Linked DNA regions of Mus musculus: regions 2, 3, 4 and 5 are each linked to region 1. A link is a loop called in an ENCODE intact Hi-C map of the cell type or tissue named here. Cell type or tissue: heart. All regions are shown on one strand. Each heading gives the region's core, and the rest is flanking DNA. Links, peaks and the distances in the headings are about the cores only. Region 1 overlaps Hsd17b11 (hydroxysteroid (17-beta) dehydrogenase 11). Region 2 overlaps Nudt9 (nudix (nucleoside diphosphate linked moiety X)-type motif 9). Region 3 has its middle 17 kb from the start of Dmp1. Region 4 overlaps Gm17660 (predicted gene, 17660). Region 5 overlaps Mepe (matrix extracellular phosphoglycoprotein with ASARM motif (bone)).

What was found. Hi-C counts contacts between places; a loop is a spot of excess contacts. Peaks named below come from ENCODE experiments on the same cell type or tissue, not always from the same donor. Only the 100,000 strongest peaks of a DNase experiment are listed, where the experiment ranks them.
Region 2: a loop joins it to region 1, with 4 times the contacts of the local background. A loop is called at or near these places in 15 of 42 quality-filtered maps.
Region 3: a loop joins it to region 1, with 3 times the contacts of the local background. A loop is called at or near these places in 3 of 42 quality-filtered maps.
Region 4: it touches region 1 in a loop (3-fold over the local background); 9 of 42 quality-filtered maps call a loop at or near these places.
Region 5: a loop joins it to region 1, with 8 times the contacts of the local background. A loop is called at or near these places in 25 of 42 quality-filtered maps.

The regions. Positions count from the first base shown.
Region 1 is chr5:103,996,556-104,002,599 of GRCm38, forward strand. The region is part of intron 5 of Hsd17b11 (hydroxysteroid (17-beta) dehydrogenase 11); the gene reads right to left. Among named protein-coding and RNA genes, the nearest start is that of Hsd17b13, 22 kb to the left of the region's middle. In heart, for the core only: no CTCF peak of the experiment used is centred there; DNase peaks (open chromatin) are centred at 2,406 and 3,406.
Region 2 is chr5:104,055,274-104,061,317 of GRCm38, forward strand. It overlaps Nudt9 (nudix (nucleoside diphosphate linked moiety X)-type motif 9), which reads left to right. Exons shown (of 8, transcript NM_028794.4): 4 at 217-303; 5 at 2,834-2,945; 6 at 4,363-4,509. The region is part of intron 1 of Gm52783 (a long non-coding RNA gene); the gene reads right to left. Among named protein-coding and RNA genes, the nearest start is that of Gm52783, 4.0 kb to the right of the region's middle. In heart, for the core only: a CTCF peak has its summit at 2,967 (motif pointing left); no DNase peak of the experiment used is centred there.
Region 3 is chr5:104,216,219-104,222,262 of GRCm38, forward strand. No RefSeq gene overlaps it. Among named protein-coding and RNA genes, the nearest start is that of Dmp1, 17 kb to the left of the region's middle. In heart, for the core only: a CTCF peak has its summit at 2,850 (motif pointing right); no DNase peak of the experiment used is centred there.
Region 4 is chr5:104,071,377-104,077,420 of GRCm38, forward strand. Gm17660 (predicted gene, 17660) reads right to left here. Exons shown (of 10, transcript NM_001163772.1): 2 at 5,141-5,211; 3 at 3,485-3,517; 4 at 3,329-3,397; 5 at 2,853-2,891; 6 at 2,162-2,188; 7 at 692-721; 8 at 597-608. The coding sequence starts at 5,197. Among named protein-coding and RNA genes, the nearest start is that of Gm17660, 3.2 kb to the right of the region's middle. In heart, for the core only: a CTCF peak has its summit at 3,232 (motif pointing left); DNase peaks (open chromatin) are centred at 1,445 and 3,255; H3K27ac peaks cover 999 bases; H3K27me3 peaks cover 415 bases.
Region 5 is chr5:104,330,772-104,336,815 of GRCm38, forward strand. All of the region lies in intron 2 of Mepe (matrix extracellular phosphoglycoprotein with ASARM motif (bone)), which reads left to right. Among named protein-coding and RNA genes, the nearest start is that of Mepe, 8.5 kb to the left of the region's middle. In heart, for the core only: a CTCF peak has its summit at 2,802 (motif pointing left); no DNase peak of the experiment used is centred there.

The DNA.
Region 1 (6,044 bases), core at 583-5,582:
ATTCTGCTGGTACTGGAAACCTGGCCAACTACTGAGGACTAGTCAATTCATGGTTCTCAGAGCATTTGTAACTGCCACTTTACTAAACCGGTAATTCCTAACTACATTCTAAATGGTTTTCCTTCTACACACAGGTAAGTGTGGTTCTCAAGCCTCAACAAGGAACAGGTGCTGATATGTTCTGTCATGTAACCATGACAGAAGTTACGGCCCATGAAGATGCAGGGTTGTGGAGCCCAGTCACAACAGACACATCTGTAACACAGTCACAACAGACACATCTGTAACACAGTCACAACAGACACGTCTGTAACAGTCACAACAGACACATCTGTAACACAGTCACAACAGACACATCTGTAACACAGTCACAACAGACACATCTGTAACAGTCACAACAGACACATCTGTAACACAGTCACAACAGACACATCTGTAACACAGTCACAACAGACACATCTGTAACACAGTTACAACAGACACATCTGTAACACAGTCACAACAGACACATCTGTAACACAGTCACAACAGACACATCTGTAACAGTCACAACAGACACATCTGTAACACAGTCACAACAGACACATCTGTAACAGTCACAACAGACACATCTGTAACAGTCACAACAGACACATCTGTAACACAGTCACAACAGACACATCTGTAACACAGTCACAACAGACACATCTGTAACAGTCACAACAGACACATCTGTAACACTGTCACAACAGACACATCTGTAACAGTCACAACAGACACATCTGTAACACAGTCACAACAGACACGTCTGTAACACAGTCACAACAGACACATCTGTAACACAGTCACAACAGACACATCTGTAACACTACCCTAGGCCTAAAGCTTGGGATCATAGCAGAGGAGGGGGGGCAGAAAGATCACCACAGCCAGAGGGACAGTCTGAGTCTCCTAGAAACGTCAGAGTCTACACCATAAAGCACTAATAGGTCTGCTTCAACAGAGCTTTACAAGGACAACAATGGACTGCTGTGGAGGGGGGAAGCTCACGAGCCCTCCACCTTAACCAAAGAATTACAGGCAACTGAGGGCAGGAGAAACCACTTCCAAGTAGTTATCCAATACCAAATGGTCAGCCCTGAAACCAAGTAACATCATACAGGCTGAGCAGACTGTACTCATACATAGAACACACACACACACACACACACACACACACACACACACACACACACAACTACTTTAACAATTAAGGAAAAGGAGGCCACAAATTTGAAGGTGGGAGAATGTTACATGGTGAGGGTTTGGAGGGAAGGAAGCGAAAGGAGGACATGATATAATTACATTATAATATCAAAAGTAAAAGAAGATTAAGAAAGAAGCTACAAGTCATATTAAACCAAACAGAAGGCAAGACGACTGAGAAACAGTGAAGACTTAATTATAGGGAAGTGGACAGAGACCAGAAACAGCAGAGAAGCCATGAGTAAGTGGACAGAGACCAGAAACAGAAGAGAACCCAGGATTCTTTGAAAAGAACCACATCCTAGCATTCTAAGCTAGGATGGCCAAGGGAAATAGAATTCAGAACATGAAAACAGAGTACAGCAGGGGCAGTACTAGGACCTCACAGAATAACGACTCTGAGAGCACCGTGAACAGCCCTGGGACAGAGTCCACATGAGATACACAGACCTAAGGAATGGCAGCCACTGAAACTGCTTCACAAGGAAACTAAAAACTGGAGCAGGCCTTTAGTAAGAAATTAAATTGGCACTCAAGACTGCTCGTTTTAGACAGTCAGGGTCTGACTGTGTAGCCCAGGCTGGCCTAGAGCTTTCTATATAGACACATCTGAACTGGAAATTCTAGCTACCATGCCCAGCTTCCTTCCTTCCTTCCTTCCTTCCTTCCTTTCTTTCTTTCTTTCTTTCTTTCTTTCCTTCTTCTTCTTCTTCTTCTTCTTCTTTCTTCTTCTTCTTCTTCTTTCTTCTCCTTCTCCTTCTCCTCCTTCCTCCTTCTTCTCCTTCTCCTCCTCCTCCTCTTCCTTCCTTCTTCTTCTTCTTCTTCTTCTTCTTCTTCTTCTTCTTCTTCTTCTTCTTCTTCTTCTTCTTCTCCTTCTCCTTCCTTCTCCTTCCTTCTCCCTCTTCTTCTTCTTCTTCTTCTTCTTCTTCTTCTTCTTCTTCTTCTTCTTCTTCTTCTCCTTATTCTTCTTCTCCTTCTTCTTCTTCTTTCTTTTTAACGTTTAAAGGAGAACTGACAGAAATCTTTTAATAATTCTTTCAAGAACAGATGGCAAGGAAGCTTCCTGTTTTGTTTCATGTTGGGTCTCAGTATTTAAGCCCAAGCTGGTCTTTAATTTGTGATAATGAGCGTAATGTGCACTAAAATTAGAGGCATGAGTCACCACACTTGGCTTACTGCCTGCTACCTTGAACTGTTACCTAGCTAAGTTCTGGAAACCGTGAGGCCAACCAATCACAGGCGTGAATCTCCAAAACTGTGGACAAAAATAAACGTTTTCTCTGTGTATGTTGATTATCACCAGTATTTTGCCAGAGTGACAAAAAGATGACCAGCTGCAGAGTTGTTATATAAAGTAGAAGCAGAAGAAACTGGAAGACAGGGGCAGGCAGGAAGGGCAGAGGCTCATGTCATCTTTGCTTCATAGCGAGCTGAATTCAGCTTTGGCTGTATGAAATTAGAGGGAGAAGGAGAGAGAGGGAGGAGGGAGGGAGGAGGGAGAGAGAGAGAGAGAGAGAGAGAGAGAGAGAGAGAGAGAGAGAGGAAGAGAAAGAGTCAAAGAGACACTGAGAGGCAGAGGTAGAGACAGATTATCAAACCATGGCTGGAGGATCAAAGCTGGCATGCAGGATCAGATCAGAGAATAAAGGCAAACAGAAAGAACCGGGGACTGATTTTGGTATTTAGCAGGTGAATATTTTGAAATAACCCTATTGCTATCCAAGCTTATTTAATAAAAATAATTCTTAGTTCTCAAGAACTTAATCAGGGGGCATGACAATATTTAATTCCCATAAATTCAGACTACAGTGAACTCTTGCCTTTATGGAAACCTGGCTTCTTTGCAGTGTGTTACATGTGTAAACACAAGTGATAGACGACATATGAGTGCCCTTAGGGGTGGATTTAAGCACCAACGGTCATCTGGGACACATTTCAAATTCGTCCACTTAGAAGCCGTTCCAGTTTCTTCAGAGAGAAATCTGGCTCTGGGTAACTGGGTCTGAGATTCCTTTCTGCTACTCATGGGGAATAACTGTAAGCCTCAGACGACTCACCTATCGGATAGCTAGACAGCATCTACCCCAGTGCTCCAGATGTAAGAAAAAGACTGTTTGGTGATCAGCTGGGGCACACACTGCTAGTCTCTAATTATTTCTCCTCGGGATACCTGTGCTCCAGCAGAGGGCGCTCTTGCCTTGTCCAGCCATGTCCTGGGGCAATAGCTTTAAAATGTAGTACCAGGTTTTAACAAATGAAAGATCACCTGTTTTTTATTTTATTTTATTTTTTAAAAACGAATGCCAATATGCTATTTCAGCATCTAAATCCTGAGACAGAGAGGAAGCAGCAAGGGGTATTTTGGTATGGCTGCTCCCCAACTCCAGCCTGACCTGTCGTTTCTTCAGGGTTAAGTTAGGGCTTCATAGTTCATACAGACAGAGTTAAGAACTGGCTTTCTGAACAGATTGTCTTGCCTTTTGTTGTGTGTTTCTTCTGTTGTTGTTGGAGACAGATCTTACTTTGTTGCCTATGCTGGTGTGAAATTTAGCCTCCAGAGTGCTGGGATCATGGGTGGTGCTAGAAAACCTAGGTTTAGTCTTACTTTTATTTTCTAACAAAATTGTAGCTTAACATAGATTCTTTTGGGGTGAGGTCTTGTGACACTAAGAACTTCTGCCCAGAAAAGTTACCAAGTAAAGACAGATGGTGGCTGAGGAATGGGACACAATCCTAGCTTGCTGTACATCCGACAGAAGACTAATATCTAGACGGTACAAAGAACTTAAAAAACTAAAATTTCAAGATACCAAGTCCATGCAATAAATGGGTTAAAGAAGAGATATTTCTGAAAAGATAGAAGTCAAATGGCCAATAAACATGAAAAAAATAATTGCTCAGTTTCAGCAGCCATCAGAGAGATGCACACCAGCTACACTGAGGTTCCCGCCTCCCCCAGTCGGATTGGCTGAGTTTCAAAAACAACTCAGAGCTCAGGTGAGGTCCTGTCAGTCATTCAGAATGCAAATTCAAGCTCCTCCTCTCCTCACACAGGCGCTGGTGAGAATGTACAGGAGAAGACAGACGCTTGGCATGGTGATCTACCATAAGACCCAGCTAGACTACTCCTAAGATGACACGTGGCAATGTTTATCACAGCTCTACTTACCGGAGCTAAGGGATAGAACCAACTTAGGCATCCAGCAACGTGTGTGTGTGTGTGTGTGTGTGTGTGTGTGTGTGTGTGTTAACGAAGGTATGGTATATGCACACTGAAATGTTCTCAGCCGTAAAGACCAAGTTGCAGTGTTTACAGGGAAATGTGAATTGAGCCAGTCTCAGAAAGACAAATGTGCTCTCACTCATCTGTGAGTCCCCAGGATGTAGATAGATGCATACAATTGTGTATGTGCATAAGGCACGATGAAAGTACAAGCAAGGGCCAGAGAGATGACTCAGGCAGTGAAGGGCTTGCTGTGCAGGTATGGTGATGTGAGTTCCATCCCTGGAACCCAGGAAAACTGTAAAAAGCCAGGAGAAGGGGAGAAGACAGAGACAGAGAGAGAGAGAGATAGACAGAGACAAACAGAGACACAAAGAGACAGATAGAGACAGAGACAGAGAGAGAGACAGAGACACAGAAAGACAGAGACACAGAGGTAGACAGAGACGACAGATAGAGACAGAGACAGACAGAGAGACACAGGAAATGTAAAGTGTCTGTTACAAATTCAAGTAGTAACAATGAATACATTATTCTTATGTATTTTTTAACATCCTGTAAAAATGTGTCAGCCGGGCAGTGGTGGCGCACACCTTTGATCCCAGCACTTGGGAGACAGAGGCAGGAGGATTTCTGAATTCGAGGACAGCCTGGTCTACAAAGTGAGTTCCAGGACAGCCAGGGCTACACAGAGAAACCCTGTCTCGAAAAACAAAACAAAACAAAACATGTGTCTATATTTATTAATAACATCACAAATTCCCTCTGTAAGGTAGACATCAGAGCTATGATTTTATTAGGAAACCTAGTTGATTTGACTCGATGCTATTGATTCTTATCAGCCATTTTCCTGTAAATATATACTTCAGGATTCTTAGCATCACACACAATTCTCTTAGTAACTAGAAGACAGGGAGGTTCTTTGATTTTCTGTGTTGGAATCCATTGACTGACAATGCAAGGTTTCCTTAGTAACTTCTAACCACACTGTAAATCACCATGATGAATTTTACATTTCTAGCTTTGTGGCAATCTGTTATTAGCGTAGACTGTAGAAGTGTACAAATTTTTGTAAAATGTTACTAGCTCACTATCACTTGCATATTGCTTTGTAAAAACTTAGTGGTTTCAAAATGATTAAAGAAACAAGACAGAGGTTCCTAGGTTAAAAAATTTTTTAAAAGAAAGAAAATATTATATATTATTTAATATAATACCATGAACAATGACTACACACCAATGGAAAAACTAAAGAGAAAAAATCTTATACTACTATCAGACTTCGATGGTTCATGGCTTAAGCGTGATCTTTTATCTCTACAATGGTTATACATTCTGTACACACTGTTTCAAATGTTACGTTTGGTCTTTTCCTGGCTGATATGGGTAGATTAAGTGTAGAAGGAGAGAGACCTAACACCTCACAGAACTTAATGGCCGTGGGGGAGCACTTGGGAAAACTTCATGCAGCCAATGGGACATGTAAAGGGGGTCTCAGGCACAGGAAGGGCTATTCGATATTTGCTTTAAAATTCTGAGGCTTCCTAGACAAGTAAGCAGATACCATGAGACTGACAAGCGCCCACAGCAGTTGTGT
Region 2 (6,044 bases), core at 613-5,612, 59 kb after region 1:
CTTAAACTGGCAGATTGCCCCTCCCTCCTTAAACTGGAGCGCTGTTGATAAAGACACCGCAGGTCAAACATCAGGCTCATGCCTGCACACATGTACACACACGTGCCCACACACATCCACATGTGTATACGAGTGCATGCTGGGTAAATGCTAGATTTTAAAAGGTGAATGCATTCCATTGATTGTATGGTGGTCTTTTATTCTTTTTTACCCTAGAAACCCTGCAGGGAGGACAGGACTGGTTGGCCGGGGTCTTCTGGGGAGATGGGGCCCAAATCATGCCGCAGATCCTATTATAACCAGGTAAAGACCGGGAAAGAGCTTCAGTAGCAAAGAGCTAAGTGACCAGAAAAATAGAGACAGCAGCTCTGTGTGTGTGTGTGTGTGTGTGTGTGTGTGTGTGTGTCTGTGTGTTTGTGTGTGTGTCTGTGTCTGTGTGTGTGTAGAACTATATGTTTGTTCTATAAGGACATGGGACTTTGAAATCACAGTGATGGATACAGACAAAGCTGTGGTTGTAGCTAGGTGTTGTGGCTTATGTTTGTAATCCCCATATATGGGAGACTGAGACAGGAGGATTGCTATGAATTTGAGGCCTGACTCCAAGCCTCAGAATCAGCAATCAGCAGTCCGTTAGTCCAGCTGTGGTTTTATCCTGTGGGTGTACACAAGTGTTATCTGCCAGGCATGTCCAGCTACTGCCCACAAGCTACACGGTGTGCCCAGAGACTGTGGCCCAGCATAACAGGATACCCTCACTTCAAACATGACATGATGTTGGGTGGGGCGGGGGGCGGGGAGCAGTAACTTGAGAGCCCATTTCTCAAACATGAGGTTTGTAAATGACAAAGTCATGTTGCAGTGTCAAAAGTTTGAATGCACCCAGCAGATATTGATTAAACATCTGTCTTTTTTTTTTCTTTTCAGCACTGAGGAGGCATATTAGAGGGTATAAAAAGTATAGGAATTAAGGTTTTAGTCATTGAAGAGCTATAGTTTCATTTGCAAGGTTGAAAATTTGAAATTTGAAACTTGAAACTTGAAATAAAAATCATGCAATATGGTTTTTTATTTATTTATAAAGTCCAGTCATGCATTTTTTTAAATATTTTATTTATTTATGAAGCCCAGTCATGCATTGCTCAGCACTGGAGACAAAGTTCCAAGAAATGTGTCATTAGGCAATTTTCTCATTGTGTGCCTGTCACATGGTGTACTTATACGAGCCTAGATGACGCAGCCCCGCCATTCAGCTCATCCTCCTGATACAAGAGACTTACTGAACATAGGGCGTGTGAGTCAGCTGGAGTAGCATGGTTTAGTGTTCTCTAGTAAACCTGTTTTCTTGTAACACCAGTCGGGAAGGCGTGATTGCTAGAGAATTTGATGCCATTCGAAAGAATCCAGAGCTTTCAGTAGAAAGGCACAGGGAAGACCTCCAGGGGCTCTCGGGAAGGGACAGGTCACTCTTACCCACTGGTTTCAAAGGTCTGAAAGAGTAAAGTTGTTTGCAAACAGTGTTACTTCTGAAGGGAGACATGGGGCAGCCATGGGGTACCCTGCTCGCACAGGGTCGCTGCCCTTTGCAGAGAATGCTGTAGAGGGAGAGGGCCCTGTGGGAGCTGTACCATCAGTTTCCAGTGAGTTTATTAAGTATCTGGCAGGCAACGGTAAAAGAAAAACAGCGAGTGCTGATGGTGGCAGCGTTTCACCTGGCTTTAGGTCACTTTGCTTGCCCGAGTCACCCCGCCTCTGTGGCAGTGAGTGAGTTCTTACAGTGTGAACAGTACTCTCCGGCTCTCTTAGGGACACAGAGTTGAGAATTGTGCTGTGTAAGCATTCCCCTGCATCTTTAGCTTCGAGCTCCATCCTCCCTCTCACTTGCCGGACCTCGAGTTCCTTGGACCAATATTTCATTCTTCTTTATGATATTTCTGGGGTCTAGTATCTTGAAAACAAACATTGCACCAACTCTTATTTCTGTCTCCCGCGCTCTTCAGTCTGAAGCTCCTTGTTGTAATGCACCCCTCTGGTCGTTAGCTCTGCTCCAGAGCCCTGAGGAATTGTGGGTTAGATAAAGAACTGCGGAGAGCCACCCAAACGGTGTGCTGGCACAGGCCTCCCTGCAGTGAGGGGCGCCCCCTGGGCCTTCTTTGCCCAGTTCCTGCTGCAAAGACAAAAATCCTTACCTCTGTCTAGATGACCATTAGAAAGATCCTGGGAGCTGGGGGTGTGGGATAGGAAGGGAAGGGCGATTCGTCTTCAGAAAAGACGATGTGCTCAGAGGAGGTGTGCTCTGAGCTGATTGCCACCCAACCGTGGGATTTAACTCAAGGCATAGGACAGTATAGGATGGAGCTTCCCCCTGCCCCCCGGGTTCCCGATCTAAGACAGCACAGAGACTGAAGTCACTACACTCAGCTGAAACCGAGTTACTGTTTTTCTGATATTACAGGGTGACGTGACCAATAAAGGCGTTGGCAAGTCTCTTTGATCATTTCAGTTTCTAAAGGGAATTCTTGGTGGAAAATACCACGCTACACCTTTTAAAGCTTTCTTCAGATTATGTTCTGCTTCTGAGCTTTTTCTTTCTTTGGCAGGCTTTAAGTAGTAAGAACTGAGTGTAATCTAAATTTTCCTCACAGAGAATACAGCACCCTTGTGTGAACTAAACTTCCTTAACTGGGGTGAGCATTAGCATTTGTCTACTAAAGACAGTTTTTTAAACGGGCCTATTTTAGGTAAATGTGTATTTTGTAAGAGAGAAGTCATTATTCCGCTGTCATCGAGGGTGGAAGCTGCATCCTTTGCTGTTCTGTGTTCCTGTCCATAGGTGGAAAAGGGACGAGAGCGGGAATAAGATCACACACCCTGTCTCTGGGAAATGCATCTTGCAGTTCGTTGCCATCAAGAGGAAAGACTGTGGAGAGTGGGCAATCCCGGGGGTAAGCGTGGCGCCCCCTGCTGGGGATGCTGGTGTGGGTCACGGTGAGGCTCCCGTGCCAGGAGACTGATCTTTGTCACCAAGCTTAGGATGATAGACGGTTTTTAGAATTCAAGGACAATTCTGGCATCTTTGGAAGGAGCATGAACGTTTGGCTAGATCGAGGTTCGAGTTCTGTCCTGTGCACTTGCCGCTGGGTGATTCCAGGCGCTCCTCTTTAAAATGAAGACAGCAATATTTACCTCCGAGAGATAGCCTTTGAACATCTGGCATATAAGGTTGGCATTCATGATGTAAGGTCCATTTCAATCCCTACTTTAAACTCAATTTTATATTTTTAGTACTACTTATGGTATTCCTACAGTTTGTACGCAGAATGAAAAGATGACACTTGTAATAGACTTTCTCTTGAAGTTCCACGTCCCCGTCACTTTTAGCTCATGCTAATTTTGTACCATTGATATGTTTGAAGTGACCTTTAAGACATGTCTTCAGTGTGGTCGAGGTTTTGTAGTATATCCTGTTGTGAGGAGGAGGGGTCTGATGTGACCATGAATCTGCTGTGGGCCTGAATATGTTTTTCTTTGTGGTGTCAGACCAGGATGAGTTACAGACAGTAGCTGACAGATCCAATGTGGGCTGCTTACCCTGAGCCGAGTCAGCCAGCTTCTCTCCCATGATAATGATTTCATGGATTTTATCATTTCCATTTGAAATTCCGATCAGGGGAGCAGCTGCAGTAGTTGCTGCGTTCTGAGACCTGTTGGTCTCCTTGACCGATTCTGTACCTTTGTGAGTGAATACTGTAGATGGTGAGGTATGACAGCCACATGAACACACACCCCGTCTTTTGTTACATTCCATTGGGAAAGGCAGATAATGTCATGAGTAAGTATCTTGTGCCAGTAGGTGATAAAAGAAAACTAAATCGAACAGAAAATAAAAGGCGATTTAGGGGAAGTGACATTTAAATGACATTTTGAAGGAACTGAATGAGTTATTTCTGTGGAGAAACATGTGGGTTCTGGGGAGAAACATTTTGGATAAGCCCAGTGAGGCAGCCCTTAGAAGGGGGCACTTCTGGTGCTTCCTGCTGAAGATGCCATCGTGGCTGAGATGAACTAGATGGGTGGGGAAGAGCCACTGTGCCGTTTCCTTGCCTCCAGGCCTTGTAGTCTGAGTTTGGAAAGTATTAGGAAGTGCTGTTTCATGGACAGTTTGCCATAGCCTAATGCTGGACCAATTACCCTTGCCCTTCTTGGCTGCTTCTGCTAGAAACGAATGTTTTAAGAAGTGCTTCTCAGAGAGGGCTGGGGTGAGTATTGTGGGCAAATACAGTAAGACATGTTTATTGTCCCACTCAGTGAATATGTGTACAAGGAGCCAAAGCTCACCACTTCTCAAAAATGTGTCTGCAGGGGATGGTGGACCCCGGAGAGAAGATCAGTGCCACCCTGAAAAGGGAGTTTGGTGAAGAAGCCCTGAACTCGTTACAGAAGTCCAGTGCCGAGAAGAGAGAGATCGAGGAGAAACTGCACGCGCTCTTCAGCCAAGAGCATCTCGTGGTAAGGAGCTCCCCCGGCAGGCCCAGCCAGGAGGGGCCCTGGGATCTGCACACAAAGCACATTTGCTGAAGGGTTTATAGCCTGGCCTTAGCTCGCCTGATCACTTATGACTCTCCCCCACCCCCTTTTTCTCAGCTGAGGGCTGACCTCACATGACAAATAGGCTATTTTCTTACACACTGACAATCCATTAAACAGATCTTGTTGTTTACAAAAATTCAGCTTGCTGTGAAAAGCTCTTTGCATATTAGATTTATTTTACATTTTTTTTAAATTGCTAATCCGTTAAGGTTTATGTCTATATGCCTGTATTGTCTGTATACTCCGTGTTAGTAAAAGAAAACACCACAGAAAGCCTGTGGCAGTCAGTGATGAGATGGCAGAGCTTTTCTTTTTGACTGTCGTTTGGATTGCTTTGTTTTTCTTCCAGAATTGGGATCTCTTAACTTGGTGGTTTTTTTTTTTTTTTAAAGGGATGTAACACAAAGCTCAGCCTGGTTAGGTATTTGCTGTGTAACCTAGGTTGTCTTTGTATGTACATGTGTGCTCGAATGTGTGCATATGCGTGTGTGTGCCTGTCTGTCTGTCTTTCCATGTGTAAGGTTGAGGGCAGAAGACTTCTTCAGCTGTTGTTCCTCTGGTGCCATTTACTTTCCTTTTGAGACAGATCTTATTGGTTAGGCCTGATTCCCGTCTCTGAGAAGCACTTCTTAAAGCATTCATTTCTAGCAGAAGCAGCCAAGAAAGGCAACTCATACACTGGGCAGCGGTAATTGGTCCAGCGATAGGCTATGGCAAGGCAAACTGGTTCAGGCAATGGTTGCCAGGCAATGGCACTTCCTGATGCTTTGCAGCTGGTACCCCGAGAGATGCACAGATCTCCCTGTGCTTGCCAGCCTTCGCCTACTGCCTGAGCTCTCTCCAGCCCAGGACTGGGTCTCCTCAGTCCATTCCTCAGCCTCCTGAGCCCTGCTGGTTTTATATCTGCTGTCAGGGTGTCTTAACCAGGTTTGTGTAGGATGACTAGTTCTAGATTTTTTTTTCTGGTATCAATAAGCTTTAAATTTTTAGATTTATCTACATATTATCTAGGTTTATCAGGAACAATAAACCTCTCAATATATGAAGTTATAATCACAGAAATTACTACAATAGAAACATGCTTCTATTATGGAACCTTTGCAGAATATAGCTCATGTTGACTCCTCTCTCTCACTGTCTCACACACACACACGCACACTCACACTCACACACACACACACTCTCATACACACACATATACACACACGCACACACACACATGCACACACACACGCACACTCACACACGCACACACACACACTCACACACGCACACACACACTCGCACACACACACACACACACACGCACACTCACATTCACACACACACACACGCGTACACACACACATGCACACACACACACACGCACACTCACACACACACTCTCATACATACACACACACACACAGACACGCACACACACTCACACACGCACACACATTTAGAGTACACGG
Region 3 (6,044 bases), core at 602-5,601, 220 kb after region 1:
AGCCCAGGTTCATAGGTCGGTGTATTAAGTTAGCCAGTTGCCTTTAGCCTCGGACTCCTCAAGGAAGTTAACAAGGAAGTTAATACACACACACACACACACACACACACACACACACACATTAGACATTCTTGCATCTTGCATCTGGAAGTGGCATAAAGTGTTGACTGGAAGTGGCATCAGAGAAAAGTTGACTGGATGGTTTTAGCTTTGAAGGTACAGAAGTTTCTTCCAGAAATTCCTCACTGGAGTATGTGGCATATAGTCTATTTGGTTAGACAAACCATATTAGTGTGTTAGGTTATTTCAAAAATGAAACTTGATTGAAAAGGAACACCCATCTCTAGAAGTGTGCGTGAATGCGTTTCCAGGGACAATTAGATCATGAGATTTCTGACCTGAAGAATGGACCAATCATTGCATCATTACTTGATGACGTCATCTGGAGACATTAAAAAGTAGGCGGCAAGGCCTTTGGAGGAAGGAGTGACAGCAGGTATCGGCCTGCATGCTGCCTCTTGCCCTTTCTGAGAAATTCTTTCTCTGCTTCATGTCTGCTGTGTTGTGAGCTGCTTTGCCCTACCCTCCCACCACACAGAATAAACCCTTTAAAGCTACGTACCCACATATATCCTTCCTTCTTGGGTTATGTCTAGTGGGTAGGCTTTCGAAGCAATGGAAAAAAAGTACCAGGTAATTGTAAGGTGCAGCCAGTACAGAGAGCTTGTACTATCATATAATGCTCAATTCTAGACCTTTTGACTGTTCTTAGGCCTCTGTCGGGTGAAGAGGAAACTGTAAGGGAGAACTCTAATCCCAGTTCATTGGATGGATTGGACTCTGCCCCTCCGCCCCAGGCTAGCTGGATTCTGCTGACAGGGAGTTACAGGTGCATCATTTGGCTATCTGGTGAATGCACCTCATTGGCTTTCAGATGATAACAATTAAGACACAGCTAGTCATCAGAATAAAATGCAAGGATGTTTTGTGTCTTGAAAAACCGCTCATCTGAGCGTTAATTACAGTAGGTACTGCCTGAGTTCTCTCACTGTTTTTCTATCTGCATCGGCTTCATGTCAAGACAAACCACGATTTAAATCATAAAAGGTCTCCCTCTGCCTTTGTACCACGACACACCAGACAGAAGACATCCCTGCCGGAGAATCATCTTCTGACTGGAGCAGACATGATCAGGAAGCCCGGGTCCCCCTTCCAACACAGATCAGCAAGTGAATTATTTTAAGCAGCTGAATATACATGATGTGATTGCTCAGAGATCTCCTTGTGCAGCTGACAGGAAAGGCAAGACATAGTCGGGCCTGGAGACCTGCTGGAGTTTAGTTCCGGTGGGGAAGAAGGCCAGGCGAGCACAGGGGAAGCTGAACAACTCCCGCTATCATTTTATCTTTGCACCCTGGTGCCCTTCCTGCGCTCTATCCCCATTCCAGCCCGCCGTGCTAAGTAGGCTTCTACTTTCTGTGCTTCCAAAAGGCATTCGTACAAGTAAGGGCAATACGATTTTTCTTCAGATGGTCACGCTGGTCCTCAAAGGACTACTTTCCTATCTCTTTCCATTTAAGGCAGAAGGGATGTGAATCTCTGCCCGGCCTTATCAAGGGGAAGGCTTGATGGAAGCAAAAGACCTGGAGGGATGAGAAAGTTCTAGAACTACAGAGAAAGAAAAGAGACAGGCAGACAGAGGAAGGAAAACAAACAAACAAAAAAAGAGACGTGTTCCCTTGAGAATGGGATTTCATTTAGGTTGTCTTTTGAGGGGAAAAAATGAAGAACTATTTCCACCATTTTCTAGAAACTGTGTGTGTGTGTGTGTGTGTGTGTGTGTGTGTGTGCACAGGTAGGGGGCGCTGTTGAGAGTTTCCCTTTGGGAATAGAGCGTGCTTACTTTGCTTTTCAAATAGGAAATAATCACGTGAGCCATGCAGGAAATGGCGGCCCACTCACCGGGATGCAGAAGGTTCCTGATGTCATTTACCCAGCAGCAGACACAGTTTGGCCTCTTGGCTATGCTCTGAAAACATGGACAGTTTTCATAGTCGCAGTCAGAGTCATTTTTACGTGTTTATCAATATACATGTCTTCTCCTGTTTTATAGTTTTCACATCCCCACAAATTACCCAAATGATCTTTTCATCTTTCTTCTTTTCCCTTAACAATATTAGTGGTGAAGCTGCAAACATTTTTGTGCTAATATCATTTTGCTGATTGCCAACCTTAGATGCTCTGTTCTGAATTAACTAAGCAAGAAGAGCACCCCTAATCCAAAATCCATCAAGATCCCTTACAGTTATTCTTCTCGCCAGTCTGGGTGGAGAAACAATCACACAGGATCTGGAGTATCTTCTACGCAAAGTACGTTTAACTAAGCTAGGTTTTTTGGCTTGATGCTGATAATTTGGTGCTACCATGTGAGAGCAAAAAACGCAGCTCACTCAAAGACGACACAACAATTCCTAAATTGCAGCCTTTCCAGAGTTCAGTGTAGAGTTACAAGTTAACAATATCATTATGATTTTAAAAGATGAACATTATCATTATATGTAATTGGAACCAACCTCCCTCCCTCCATCCCTCCTTCCATCCCTCCCTTTTCCCCTCCCTTCTTTCTTTCCTTCCTCCCTCTCCCAGGTTTGCTTCAAGTTCACTGTGCAGCTCAGGATGACCTCTAACTGTAGACCATTCTCAGACTGCCAAGTAGTGGGATTACCTATGTACACCACCATACCCAAATCTTTATTTCTTTTTTTAAAAAGTATGATTCTTCATAAATCTTCCATTCCTGAAGCTAACGTTTGAATGAAAATGACCCAATGGTGTAATTTCTACAATCTCCAGAAGATGGCAGCATTGCCTGCTGTTGTAGCCTCTGAACATCCGGACCCCTTCACCCCCATCCCTGAGGATCACGGGATCCAGAGCACAGGAGGTTCTTATATTGGAAGGTCCTGGTCCTTTATCTGTCACCAATAACTTTATATATTCCCGTGCATGCTGTCACAATCTCTGTGAGTTCATATGTGTGTCAGGCTGATATGTGAGGAAGACACCATTTCCATCGCCTCTGCCTCTCAGTCCTTCTGCCTCCTCTACTGTACGTAGCAAAAATCAATAATTAAAAAAAAAAAGTTAAATAAACGAACACCCCGCATCAACTCTCCTTTGCAAGTGTCCACTTTATTATCGAAAAAGCTCCCACTGTTTAAACTAAAGTCTGGTGTTTTCATCCTCTGAGTCGTTTTACCTGCCTGTGAGTAGATGAGGGCTTAGGATACACCAGCCCTAAATTTGCCGTTCAGATGACGCCGCTGCATCAACTGTGTGGGGATAATGCTCACTCTGCTCTCACCTGTCTCTTGAGAGCAGAAGAAAAAGTTCATATGTAAAAGATGCCCTTGCCAAAAGGAAAGGGTAGTGCTTATCGAGGGAAGCAGGAGGAAATGCCTTTGACATTAACCTCATTTTCATTGTTACTTCTCTACCTGGATAGCTGCCCTCCTCGAGCCCCCTTGCCTTGTTCTGTCCCCTCGACTTTCTACTCTGTGCAATTCAGTGTTTGTGTTCAACTCCATACCTCCGGATCTTCACTCCCCTGCTAGGTTCTCAGGTCTGGCTGAAAAACCCAAGTATAGAGATAAAGTTTTGCTTTCCTCACAGAGGCACACAACATAGAGACAGGAAGCAAGAAGCACGATTAGGAGGTTGCCATGGTGTGTTAGTTAGGACTCTTTAAGCGATGGAAAGAATTTAAAAAGTAAATTATCGCGGGGCGTGGTGGCGCACGCCTTTAATCCCAGCACTTGGGAGGCAGAGGCAGGCAGGTTTCTGAGTTCGAGGCCAGCCTGGTCTACAGAGTGAGTTCCAGGACAGCCAGGGCTACACAGAGAAACCCTGTCTCGAAAAACCAAAAAATAAAAAAATTTTAAAAAGTAACTTATCATAAGGAAACTAGAATGAAATACAAGAAGCCCAAGGAGGGAGACATCACTGGAGCTCTGCTTCCTGCTCCCAGAGCTCCGCCTCCTGCTCCCAGAGCTCCGCCTCCTGCTCCCAGAGCTCCACCTCCTGCTCCCGGAGCTCTGCCTCCTGCTCTGGGTCTGTCCTCTACCTTTTGTATGCTTCTCTCCTCTTCCTCAGCCACAGGCATTTCCTACTTTTGTTGACATGTATGGAGAGAAGCATGGCTACCAACATCCAGACACAACATATCCACCAACACAGATGATTTCGGTTTTCGTCAGGTCTAGGGAAAGATTTTGCCTTGCCTAACTCGGACCGACCCAATGTTATCAGTGGGACAAGATCCAGTAACTTAAAATGGGTCTATTGAGCACACACTTAGAAAAAGGCAGTTTCCAGATGTGAGTTGGGGTGCATAGATCCAAGAACGTGTCTAATCCACATCAGGACCTAGACAGAAGCCATAGCGTGTGATTCCATTGTGACATGGTGACTTGGTGTGGCAGTGATAAGGTGATTGGTGTAATGGTGACACAGTATCAAGCTGGTGTGGTGTCAAGGTTCCATGGTGTGTCAGTGTTAAGGTGTACGGTGACATGGTAACATGGTGTCATGGTAACATGGTGACATGCTGTCATGGTGACATGTTGTCATGGTGTCATAGCAACATGGTGTTATGCTATCATGGTGATCTGCTGTCATGTGACATGGTGTCATGGTGAGATGGTGTCATGATGACTGGTGTCATGGCGTGACAATGATAATGTGATTGGAGATGTGGTACCATGGTGTATGCTGTCATGGTGATGTGTTTTGATGGAGATATGGTGCCATTGCCATATGGTGCCATGGCATGTGGTGTCATGGTTCCATAGTGATAGGCTTCTGTGGGGATATGGTACCTTTACTGGTTGGTATTGTGTGTCAACTTGACACAGCTGGAGTTATCACAGAGAAAGGAGCCTCTCTTGAGGAAATACCTCCATGAGATTCAGCTGTAAGGCATCTTCTCAATTAGTGATCAAAGGGGCAGAGCCTCTTGTGGTTGGTGCCACCCCTGGGCTGGAAGACCTGGGTTCTATAAGAAAGTAAGCTAAGCAAGCCAGGGGAAGCAAACCAGTAAGTAACCTCCCTCCATGGCCTCTGCATCAGCTCCTGCTTCTTGACCTGCTTGAGTTCCAGTCTAGACTTCCTTTGGTGATGAATAGCAGTGTGGAAGTGTAAGCTGAATAAACCCTTTCCTCCCCAACTTGCTTCTTGGTCATATTTGTGCAGGAATAGAAACACTGACTAAGACAGTGCCATGATTCTTGAATTGTGTCCTAGTGATTAGATGGCAAGGAGACATGGAAGAAATAAATAAAAGGACACATAGATAAGATATATTTGGAAGACATAATTGTGGGAATGGAAATGATTAGATAAAAGATGAAAGACTAAATATGTCACACCTTGCAGATACCACAAACCAAAACAAGGAAAGCTTACACTTGGGAATATGGGCAGAAAATTTTGTGACTTGGTGATGTTGATAATTTTAAGCTGGCCTAAAATGTCTACCTAGATTTTTGTGGTAGATCATAACATATTTTGAGAAGATTTAAATTTAGTTTTTACAACCTCTAATTGAAAACATAGTAAGTTGCCTTACGTAATTGGATCTTTTGATGCAGCAGAACAAAGACACCAAGCTGGAATGTTTTCTTTGCTATTGCTTGCACATACAGTATTTTAGGGCACACTACTTGGAGTTGGATAAGCAGTTAGGGTGCTCATCTTTGGGGAAGACTAATTCTCACCCTCTCTGGAAGGTTTTAATGATTTGTAGCTCTTCATCTAGGGGTTTAAAAAAAAATCTTAACTCCATGTTCTATTCCATTGGAAAGATACTGAACTACCTCAGACCCAATTCTGAAGTATAATTTGCTATTTTGTAATCTAAAAACAAACAAGCAAACAAACAAACAAATAAATAAATGTCTTTAAAGAGGGGCCTTGTCTGATCTGGGGCAATGGGGACTCATGGCTGAATCCTTCAATAAGCACCAATCTCCCCTCTGCCCCCAGTG
Region 4 (6,044 bases), core at 548-5,547, 75 kb after region 1:
GTGATCGGGCGACTGGCTTTGTGCTTTGGTGATCTGTGAATGCCAAGAAACTGAAGCCCTAAGGATCTTGTATTAAATAGAAGGTAGTTTCTTCCACATGGTGTGTGGAGGCCTGACAGAGGGGAGTCTTCATAGTGGTAAATAAAAAGTATGAGTAATATTCCAGAGCAGTGAAACTTATTACTAGGAAGGCTGGTGGGTGAAAACACACTTTTCCCCCTTAAAATTGGGTTTGGGCATTGCCTTGAGGTCAGACCATGGCTGTGTTTGGTAATTTTACAGTAGGCTTTCCTCAGTCTGCTGCTGTGAGTTGTCCAGTCGCCGGAAGCAAGCCCAAGGTAAATGTAAGTACCTGAGAGTTCACGACCTAAGGTTGTGCTGATGTCTACAATCTTAAACCTTGTGAAACCTGCCTTGTGAAAAGATACTTACTGTTAGAGATGCAGAGATTCTGATCTTAAAGGTCTGGGAACTGAATTCATAACACCATGCACTGTGATTGGCTTAAGGCATTGGGTTGATTTAGAGGAGTTATTCTCCCCCTTCCCTGACAATGGATGTCACCTTTATCAATAGAACCAGAAATAAAATCTTACCCCAAGGAAGCCCTAGAAAAATAAGGGGAAAAAAAAAGTTAAATACTAACCAGAGTTCACTTAGTGACTTTGTTGTTTATGAAAATAAGATTTACCTGCAGTTGGTTCAAAATAGAAGTGATTAACTGTAAAAGAAGAAAGGGGTAAGTAGTCTCGGTGGGTTTGCCTTCCAATTTATATTCATCCTAGCACATGTGTCAGCGGAAATGTTTTGTACGTGAATGTTTCATTGGAAATCATACTTGATGTGTACAAGATTGAAGATAATTCAAATTCCTTTGATTTATGGAACTACTTTCCTCTACCTTCTCACTGCATTTACTGCATTTGAAAGTGAGAAAGCTGAAGACCCCCCCCCCCCCCCCCCCCCCCCCCCCCCCCCCCCCCCCCCGTCCACTTTGAGTAAGCGGCACTCTGGTTGGAGATGGGAATGTCCTGTTGAATGGTTTCCTGCTGCAAAGCTATGAATGGGGCTTTGTCTTGCTGATTTGCTTACACAGCTGTTCCACTGGAGATGTGTTGCTCTGCAGCTTCCTGTAGAGCTCAGCAGCTTCTTCAAGAGATTGGATTGGACTAATGGTGATCCATTATCCCCGTTATGTACAAAGCTGCCTGCCCCAGAACACTAGGAATAGTGAAACCAACCTCTGCGTTCTTATGTATAAGCAACATTCTGAGTACTGAGTGTGGGGGAGGGTGAGAAAGGGGTGAGGAGGGGAGGAGGGAGGGATATGGAGAGGGAAGAGAAGAGCGATTAGCTCCCTAAGTATTGTTGGGATCCTCTAAGAAGGCCCCTGGCAACTTGAGTGAGTCAGATTCTCTGAAGCGAGCACACATTCAGAGGTCAGGCAGGTCATTGCTGTCCATGCTGGCGAACTGAGCAAAGCCACGAAGCTGGATCAAGTCTACAGGTAACATGAAGATCTAGTTTCCCAGCACAGGATGCTGGGTGCCCCTGCAGCTGGGCTCCAACTGGAAGACCCACTTGGTGACGTTATAATCACCAGTAATCAGTCACAGAGAGAGAGGCAGAGAGAAAGACCCAGAGAGAGAGGCAGAGAGGCAGAGAGACAGAGAGACAGAGAGGTAGAGGCAGAGACAGATATCTTAGAAATTGAGACCAGCCCGGTCTACATATTAAGTTCTAGGCTACCAAGGACTATAGAGAGCTTGTCTCAAAAACAAACAAGCAAACCTCCTTTGGGGTTTAGATTTGATAAGGTTTCACATATTACACGCTGTGCCAATTCCTTAGTATTGGAATCTACCTTCTCTTCCTAAAGCACTTTATTCTGTTCCTCTAGGTTTTCTGACCCCTCGCTTTTTCACTTAACTCGCATCAGTAATAATGACCTTGTCTTGTCACGTTAGAACTGAGTGAATGGAAAGAACTCTTCTCGTACACTGGCCTTTGTTTTGGCCTTTGGATTTACCAGGTGCCCTGCCTGTGGGTCAAGATGAACTGAATCCGTGCAGTGGTTTCCAGAATGAACTGGCTCAGTTATATGCTATTAGATGCTGTATTCTTAAAGACCCCATAGATGGACAGAGCAGAATATATTTACCTCCAGAAGCTGATTAGGTGTCAGAACCTTGAATAAAAGAAAGAGAACAAACCAAGAGTTACAATTTAGCGGTTCAACTTAGAGTTACAACTTTGAATTAGCCTGGTAAATGGAAACATAGTTTTTTTTTTTTTTTGTTTTGTTTTGTTTTAATTAGGTCTTTTCCTCATTTACATTTTCAATGCTATCCCAAAGGTCCCCCATACCCACCCACCCCCCAGCCCCCTACCCACCCACTCCCCCTTTTTGGCCCTGGCGTTCCCCTGTACTGGGGCATATAAAGTTTGCAAGTCCAATGGGCCGGAAACATAGTTTTAAGACCCCCTAGCCTTCATTAATTCCTCTCACTGATAGTTTACAACCCCTCCCACACCTTTGGAAATGTGCACTCCACAGTGTGCCTTGTGGGAATCTCAGCACAGCGGGGGACATCTTGTGACGACAACCTGTGATGATAACTCACACATGCTCGCTGAGTTATACTTAGGGGAAACTGGTCAGGAAAGAGCCAATGGTTTCCTCTCACAGTTCCAATAGTATTTAAACATTGGATGATATGGTATAATACACAGCATAGCCACTTCAGCTCAGAGATATGAGGGAATTGTCCATTAAGTTCTTTAAATCAAACAAAGGTTATCAGCTTTAGTCATTTAAGTATCTTCTTAAGGGAGGTTTTAAGTACACATACCTGATTTGGATCAAAAGGGAAGGGAAAGGGAATCGGGATCTAGAAAAAAAAAAAAAGGAACGAAAGGGTGATTTGGAGTGAGACAAGTCATGCCTGTTTCCCTTGATGTTTTCTGTTCTTTATTCCCTTCAGCCTCTTGGTGTTCGGTGTGCGTGCGCTGAATAGGTTTATACCTCTAGACCGCTGTCCTCACAGAGCTCTGGGTCGGATATGCTATTTTCCTTTTAGAAGCTGTAATTATTTTTGCTTGATTGATTATACTAAGTGCCCAGGGATTGGCCTTGTGTCCAGTGTTCATTTTTTTTTTTTAAGCCAATATCTCCCGTGTTCTCTGCACGGGTGCACCTTCCGCTCGCGGCTGCCCTCTGCTGGTGGGAAGGAAGAGCTTCCACCATACACCATGGATTTCTTTTCCTTGGAAAGTGTGATAACCATCGCCCAGCTGATGGACTTGAGACTCCCAACACCCGACTTACCAGAGGAGCCTGCGGAAGGGGAAACGGAGGGAAGAAAGGCAGGATTTGTGGTGCGTACAAGTTAAATCTCTGTAAACAGAAACACAGCGTGAGCCGTTCCGATTGCGAACTTGACAGCTTTTAAGTGGCGAATGTGCCGTTTGAAGTACAGTGTACCTGTTCACTGGAACTTCCTCCGGATTGTCCAAGCTTGAAGACAAGAAAAGCAACACGGTGAAGCAGCTGGAAGCTGTATCCGTTATCCAGCAAGTCGTTTTATTTTACATGAGAACAGCCTAAAAGTGTCCTGTGGGGCATTCTGCCTACAGCCTTGCATCCACGTCTGAAGTAAGCTTCATATTTAACAGGGAAATGCTGAGTTGATTTTTGTTCAATGACTTACAATGCCACTCATTTCTTGGCTTTAAAATTTTACTCCCAAAAGTTCTTATGATTACACACCATATGTTGGCAAGGTATACATGCCTTACACTGGTATATTTAGCATCAGTACGGCTCTAGACTTGCTTTCGGTATAAAGAAGTTCAAAGTGGTGGGAGTATGAGTCTGAACTTAAATTCTGTCGTCTCCCTATAACCTCTGAATAATCTCTCATTCCTTTGAAAGTCCCCTTGTTGCAAAAATGTGCATGGGAGAGGGTTTTATGCTTAACTGGTGCTGGACACTATCTACAATAAATGTAAGTTGTCCCTACGGGTCTCACTTATTACAGATGCGGAGAGTGTGACTGTAGTCAGTGCACAACGAAAGGTTCAGCTGGTGGTGTTTTATCGCTAGGTCTTATGTGTTCAAAGTGGTGTCATAAAATGCACCATTATTTCACGGAGCAGAGCAAGTGTTGCTGTTAAGTGGTCATGACGCGCTGCCACGCCGTGGGTGAGACAATAAGTGTTTCAGAGATGCTCACAGTTAAAGAAATCACAGACTGGAACATAGTGAAGTGTGTATGCTGCAACAGTCTCATTAGCACAGAGTTCCTATAGAAACAAGCAGCGTCTCTCATTTGGTAGGTAGGACGGTAATGCTTGTCTGGGCTGGGGATGTAACTGGGCAAGAGAGAAAATGCCCTGAATGTGCAGTGCCCTGCGTTTGAGCTCCAGCTCTACCAAGAGTGTATTCCACCAACAGTTCTTATTAATGGTGCAAGGAGAGACGCTGATCTAATACAATATCTGGGCACACTGCACTAGGGCATAGGTTGTTATCCAAACCTCTTTTTCCAAGATGGTTCAGAAAAGACATCCAAATGTACTACTATAATGAGTTGTCATGCTCCTGAGCTGTGTATCTCAGACATAACTTTGTTTACTATTAGCTTAGAACTAGTGCGAGTAGTCTTAAATATTCCTCTTTGTAAAATCAAGTCTGACAGGTCAAGTTGGGCATCTTTGCGAGAAGCCTTTACGCTGGATGATGTAGGGCAGAATAAAGAAAGCTCAGCTCGACTGCTAACTTCCCACCTGAGTCCCTGTAGAGTACTTGTTTTATATTGCTAAAAGCTTTCTGTTGCAAGTAGGATTTTTAAGTGTTTTAGAACCATTTTTAATCATTTATACACTCTGGACTTGTTCTGACTCATTTGACAGGGAAAGCATGAGTTAGTTCCTGCCTAAGGTCCACCCATGTAGCAACTGTCTGCAGAAGCTGAGCTTTGACACACAGAGCCTTAGACCCGGGGAGATTATGGACCCCGGACCCCGACACATTCCCAAAATCCACTTTCCTCTCCTGCCAACTGTAAAGATACTTCCTAGCCCAGAAATCTGAAGGCTTTCCCTGTGGTGGCTGAGGGAAGCGCCGCCATGTACTTACAGGGATTGGCAGAGCAGCTGCAGCGCTCAGCAGGGCGGCCAGGAGGAAAAGCTGCATTCTGAAGGGAGGATCTGGAGGTGAAGGACTAGGTGAGCGGCTAGTTTCCTTCCTCACCCTGTTTCCATAGTGAACGGATGATTGAGGTAGACATGTGACAGTGGTCAGGCGAAATCCTGCCTGTACACTTGCATTTTTTTATTTTTAAGCTTGGAAAACCTACAAAGCTTTTAGATTAGACATTCTCTGGCTTGCTATATCACCTGGCATCCCACCCACACTCCCCCACCCCCTCCTTACACCTTCTAGTTCTGCCTACATCCAGCTGTGCTGCCCTTGAAGTGACTTGAGACTGTGATCTGTGCAGATCTTTTGACTTTACTGCTCCTGTGAGGATGTGGCCATCACGGCTAAAAGGTGAGAACAATTTTTACAGAATGCACAGAAAAAGTGTGTGCCTTCGTTAGACTGACCAGTCCGTATGCCCTGGGTGCTGTTGACAATTACAGTCCTTTAGGAAGGAAATCATCTGAGAAAAATTTGCAAGGCATAGTAGGGTGATAAGAATAAAGATAACATGAGTAAACTCGATAAAGCCACTGAAGGAGGTCTGTTCTGCCCTTTGGAACCAACATTTCTGAAGTAAACCTTAACGCTTGTAAAATCATATTTATTTAGAATTAACTTACCCACTGCAATTTTAAGCTACATCGCTGTACTATGGAGTTTGGTTACGAAAGAACGGCTTCACCATATTTTTATAAAGACTGGTCCCCGACATTTGAGGCAAGTTCTATCCATCTACGGATTATCTACCAGCTGCTGCGACCGACATACTTAAGCTTAACTCAGGCTGAGTTTGTGCCATTTTCATTGGGCTTGGACTTCCTTTCCTGTCTCATGCTTT
Region 5 (6,044 bases), core at 506-5,505, 330 kb after region 1:
CAGCACAGCACACACAGCACAGCACAGCACAGCACAGCACAGCACAGCACAGCACAGCACTGCACAGCACAGCACAGCACTGCACAGCACAGCACAGCACAGCACACACAGCACAGCACAGCACAGCACACCACAGCACAGCACAGCACAGCACAGCACACACAGCACAGCACACCACAGCACACCACAGCACCGTCACAGCACAGCACAGCACAGCACAACCCAGCACAGCACAGCACAGCACTGCACAGCACAGCACAGCACACACAGCACAGCACAGCACAGCACACCACAACACAGCACAGCACAGCACAGCACAGCACACACAGCACAGCACAGCACACCACAGCACAGCACAGCACCGTCACAGCACAGCACAGCACAGCACAACCCAGCACAGCACAGCACAGCACAGCACAACCCAGCACAGCACAACCCAGCACAGCACAGCACAGCACAGCACAGCACTGCACAGCACAGCACAGCACACACAGCACAGCACACACAGCACAGCACAGCACACCACAGCACAGCACAGCACAGCACAGCACACACAGCACAGCACAGCACAGTACAGCACACCACAGCACAGCACAGCACCGTCACAGCACAGCACAGCACAGCACAGCACAACCCAGCACAGCACAACCCAGCACAGCACAACCCAGCACAGCACAGCACAGCACAGCACAGCACAGCACAGCACAGCACAGCACAGCACAACCCAGCACAGCACAGCACAGCACAGCACAGCACAGCACAGCACACACAGCACACAAAGCACAGCACAGCACAGCACACCACAGCACAGCACAGCACCGTCACAGCCCAGCACAGCCCAGCACACACAGCACACACAGCACAGCACACACAGCACAGCACAGCACAACCCAGCACAACCCAGCACAACCCAGCACAGCACAGCACAGCACAGCACAGCACAGCACAGCACACACAGCACAGCACAGCACAGCACAGCACACACAGCACAGCACAGCACAGCACCATCACAGCACAGCACAGCACAGCACAGCATAGCACACACAGCACAGCACAGCACAGCACAGCACAGCACACACAGCACAGCACAACCCAGCACAGCACAGCACAGCACAGCACTGCACAGCACAGCACAGCACACACAGCACAGCACACACAGCACAGCACAGCACACCACAGCACAGCACAGCACACACAGCACAGCACAGCACAGCACACCACAGCACAGCACAGCACACCACAGCACAGCACAGCACCGTCACAGCCCAGCACAGCCCAGCACACACAGCAAACACAGCACAGCACACACAGCACAGCACAGCACAACCCAGCACAACCCAGCACAACCCAGCACAGCACAGCACAGCACAGCACAGCACAGCACACACAGCACAGCACAGCACAGCACAGCACAGCACCATCACAGCACAGCACAGCACAGCACAGCATAGCACACACAGCACAGGACAGCACACACAGCACAGCACACCACAGCACATACAGCACAGCACACACAGCACAGCACACACAGCACAGCACAGCACACACAGCACACACAGCACAGCACACCACTGCCCAAGCTCTGGCCAACTTCACTTTAACACCTCAGGTTTGCCAATGAATATGTCTTTCCTATGGGTTACAACGGATGACTACTATCCTAAACTGGAACACTGTGCCTGCCTCTCCTCTCCCCATCACATCACAGGGTCGCGTCTTTATGCTGGAAGTTCTCTTTTAGAGATAGCTTTGCCATCTAGTGGGGAAGAACTTTTTTCCCCTAATAGATAAATATTTAAGAAAAAGTGGACCCAATCTTTCTTTCAGTCAGAATGATTTTTCCCCCCCAGGTTAATATAATCCAGTGAAAGACATAGAAGTAAAACATTTGTTGTTTGAAGAAATGAATGAAAGAACTTCTATTTGGTGAAACTGAGTCTCTTGTTTCCTTGCAGACATTTCAACCACAGACTGTGAAAACTAAGCAAGGGTGTGTGGAGGAACAGAGGATAAACAGAGTTATTCCTCTCAAATAACAATTTTAGCTCTGTAGAGAAAAAAAGAACAGCAAGTGAAAAAAGCTAACTACCAAAATGTTGTTGGGTGCTTAGGCCAGACGTGCACAGTATCCAGCAGAATTATGTCACATTCTAGTTCAGTATAATCCCTACAACAGATGATTGAAAATTTCCAAGCATTGATCGCTTTTTTTTTTCCAGTGTGATTTCATTCTTTAAATGAAACCATGGTTTTCTACACAAGTTTCAGAGGAATAAGAATTCTGGGACACTGTAATGAGCAAACACTGTTCCCCACCTATGTGCAGCGTGTGACAACAAAGAGAGGAAGGGGCTGTGTCAACAGCTTTAATGGGGAATCAGGTTCACATGGAAGTAGTTTTCTGCATGTATCCAGAAAGTTAAGCAAACGCTGTCAGATTTGCATGTCACCAAACCACATCGGAATGTCAGCTAAAAATCACAAAGGTCCAAGTGACAAACTTCAAAGCCAGAAGGGTCATGTGTGGTGGCCATTTGCCAACTAGCTGGACCTTAGCCATGGGCAAAGTAAAACCTACCTTTCCTCTAATGCCCGCTCCCTTCTGCTCTGGAAATATCCACTCGTGTTGCAACGCCACTGAGTTGGCAGGATATATGAGATATGGCAGGAAGACTGACACGTTGTGGAAGACAAACAATTGACAGCAGCATGCAGGGAAAACAAATTTTAAGACTAGTACAAGAGAGCCCTATAGGTGGCTGCCTTCTAGGATGGCTGACACACGCCCTCTTGTGGTTACAGGTAGTACTGCCTATTCCCCAAGGGAGAACTTGACTTCTCTCAAGTTAAAAACTATCGCATAGTATTAAGAAGATATCAAGAAATTTTCGTAAGAGACAAAACCACCTCAATATAATGGAATAGTTGACATATCATTTATAAAATGATAAAAATCCATAAAAATATGTCTACACCGAGCATAAGTGAAGGTGAGTGACCATGAGAAGATTCCTGACATGTGAACTAGTCAGTGGAGATGGAAGGAGACAGTGAGCTCTGGTTTCCAGTGTGGATGTTGCCTTTGTTCCCTTCCCCCACACTCCCCAGGTCCTAAAGTCACTGTGCTGTGCAAGTCTGTGTTCCAGAATCTTCCTTGTCCCTATCCATTGCTTTGGCCCAAACCATGTCCTGGTTTAGGGCCTACTTCTGCAACCGTGGCCGTGATGGGCCGTGAGAGCCTGTAATTGTCATTTTGCTGTGCATTAACGGCACTGTACTTCATGAGGGGGTTTCTGAGCATATTCTAGACCATATGCTAGAACAGTGTAGACTCCCGGGGAGTCGGGGGGGGGGGAACGCAGTTACTATGACAGGCTGTCTGGTTGTAAAGAGTAACACGTGTCTCTTACACCCATTCCATGGATCACCTCATCCGTGTCCAGTCACACTGAAGAGGAAGAACGAGGCTCTTGTCACTGGGATGGCGATAATTCTTTCACTCAGTGGCTTCTTGCAGACTCGATGCCCAAAGAGCTAAAGAGAGCTAAAGAGTAAAGGGCTATTACTTTCCTAAAGCTGGCTTGCCAGAAATCCTTTGTATGGCCACCTGTAAGGCGGCATCATTCTGTCTATGTGAAAGTTAGCTAATTTTGGTTCCGCCGTGGCATGTGTTTTTGGTGCTCCTGCTGAGTAAGAGGCAGGGCAAGCTGAAGCAAAGGAGGAATGCAATTCCTTCTCTCTAAGATCTGAGAGACAGAAAATGATCACAGGGAACAGAAGACGGGATGTGGAAGGTGTCATGTGAGGGCCCCCAAACCTCCAGTCGCACCTTAGGGGCTGAGAGTAGAAAGAAATCAGTTCCCAATGAGTTCCGGTCTGGTGTTCAGACACAGTTCCGGTACACAACGGAAACTGTGAGCTAGGTTGTGGGGAGCAGTAAGGTTCCAGAGCACAGAGTGAGTGGGAGAGGCTGCTGTCCAATGAAAGGAAGCCCTGAGCTAAGGCAGGACGGAGAAGACAGACCAGTCAGCTGACTCGCAGCCGGTCACGCAGCCGAGGACGGACTGGAGATTCCTGCGCACAGGCAGGACAGGACGCCTTTTGTACTTTAAAATATTTTCTCAGACAAATGGTTAACGGTCCTGTGGCAAAATTAAAACATAGCCTCATGCTCTTTATTATATATATTACAGAACAGTTGTATTTACTCCCCTAGCTAAATGCACGCTAGTCATTAGTAGGCACGCCACCGTTCTTAACAAAAAATTCCTCTGAGAGTAGGGAGAAAAAAATGAAAATGCTTAAGTTTAAATTTGATATATTGGTTTTTCTAACCTACCTGTTCAGCTCAAAATGGCTTAACAGAAGTAAGTAAATAGACATACATGCCCAACGCAAGCTTTCTGAAGCTTGATGACTTAAACTAAGTCAAGTATTTAGAATATTTTCTGGTCAAAAGTAAATCAGTCCAGATCCTTTTTTTTTTTTTCTTCTCATAACAAAATCCTATTTTCAGAATAGGCTTGGGGCTATAAAAGATCGTGTGTAGTGGTATCATCCTTCCCATGTGAAATTCATTAATAATTGTATTTTACAATGAAAACAAATGGAGAATTTTGGGAGATTTTGGAGACTTCATACTAACAAGTTCTCCCAGACTAAAAGGGACTTCCTCAAATTACCCTTACCTGCAGTTCAAGCGTCTGCAGAGGCAACAGTCTTAAAGCTCCCAACACTTAATTGGGTGCATTTTAAGGCAGAGGATGCCCAGTAAGATGGCTCAGAAATGGCTGCCACCCCAGTCAACCTGAGCTCTGCCACCAGAGCTGACATGGTGGAAGGGGAGTTCAGACACTCACAAGTTATTCTCTAACACTGATACACGGGTATGACACACTCAGGTACTCCCCACGCTGCAACGCAGGCACGCATGCACACATGCGAGACACACACACACAGTATTCTTAATTAGAGACTGGGGGACATCAAAACCCCATTTTAGGTCACATTCGATCAGAGGCCACAGGTTGCAGAACACAGTCAAGAACGAGTCCACAATTCCCTGCCACTACACACAATTCAATAACTTCTAGAGACTGGAAGGACAGCTGTGAGTCCTATGAGGAAATGAGTCTCTTATCACTATCTGGGGAAGCAAGCTAGCATTCCACCAAAGGCAGGCACCACACAGCCTTGCACAAACGGTAGCTGCTATCATTTATATAGAACTTGGTTAGTGAGAGATCTGTGCTAGATACCTTACCTGCATTGTATCTCTTAACATGAGTATATCTTTTTTAAATCCCAAAATGTGTTTATTTTCTTATTTTATAATGAAAAATTTGATGCCCAAAGAAGCAAAGTAGCATCCCCGGGTCACGTGCTTCCCGGGTCACGTGCTTCCCTGGGTCACATGTCTCCCCAGCTCATCCAGTCCAAAGAGGGATGGCAGCTGCTGAGATACCTGAGCCCTCCTATAGCACAGTTACTTCAGCCTGCACTGGAGTGAGAGATTGGGACCATTTGGGGGCTGGAGAGATGATTCAATAGCCAAGACACTTACTTCTCTCCCAGAGGATCAGGGTTTGTTTTTGTGCACTCACAGGGCAGCTCACATGTGCATCTGACACACACGGTGCCCAGACGTATTAAATATTTTGTCGGTTATCTCATCTGATGCAGTTCACCATGGCCCCCACACTCCTGATCAGCGTCTTTGTGATCTTCCTCACCTCCCAAAGGTGTAAGCTTCCAGCTGAATCCTCTTTTGCTCCGTATAGACGCTTTCATCTATTCTTATTTTTAGTTATCATAACCAAGATGTTAACAAGCTCAAGGGAAGCGCGCCTGTTGAAGCGTGTCAAAAATACATTGGTCCTACCACTTAGTCTTAAAAGATTCACATTGTTTTGCTTCTGAGTATTTGACTCTTACCTTCCCATCAAATCTACCTCAGTCTTACTCTTCCATGAAAGCTGCATAGCTCCTTCCATCCCTATTGAGTTGTAGACTTTACATTAAATATATTTTATACATTAAATATA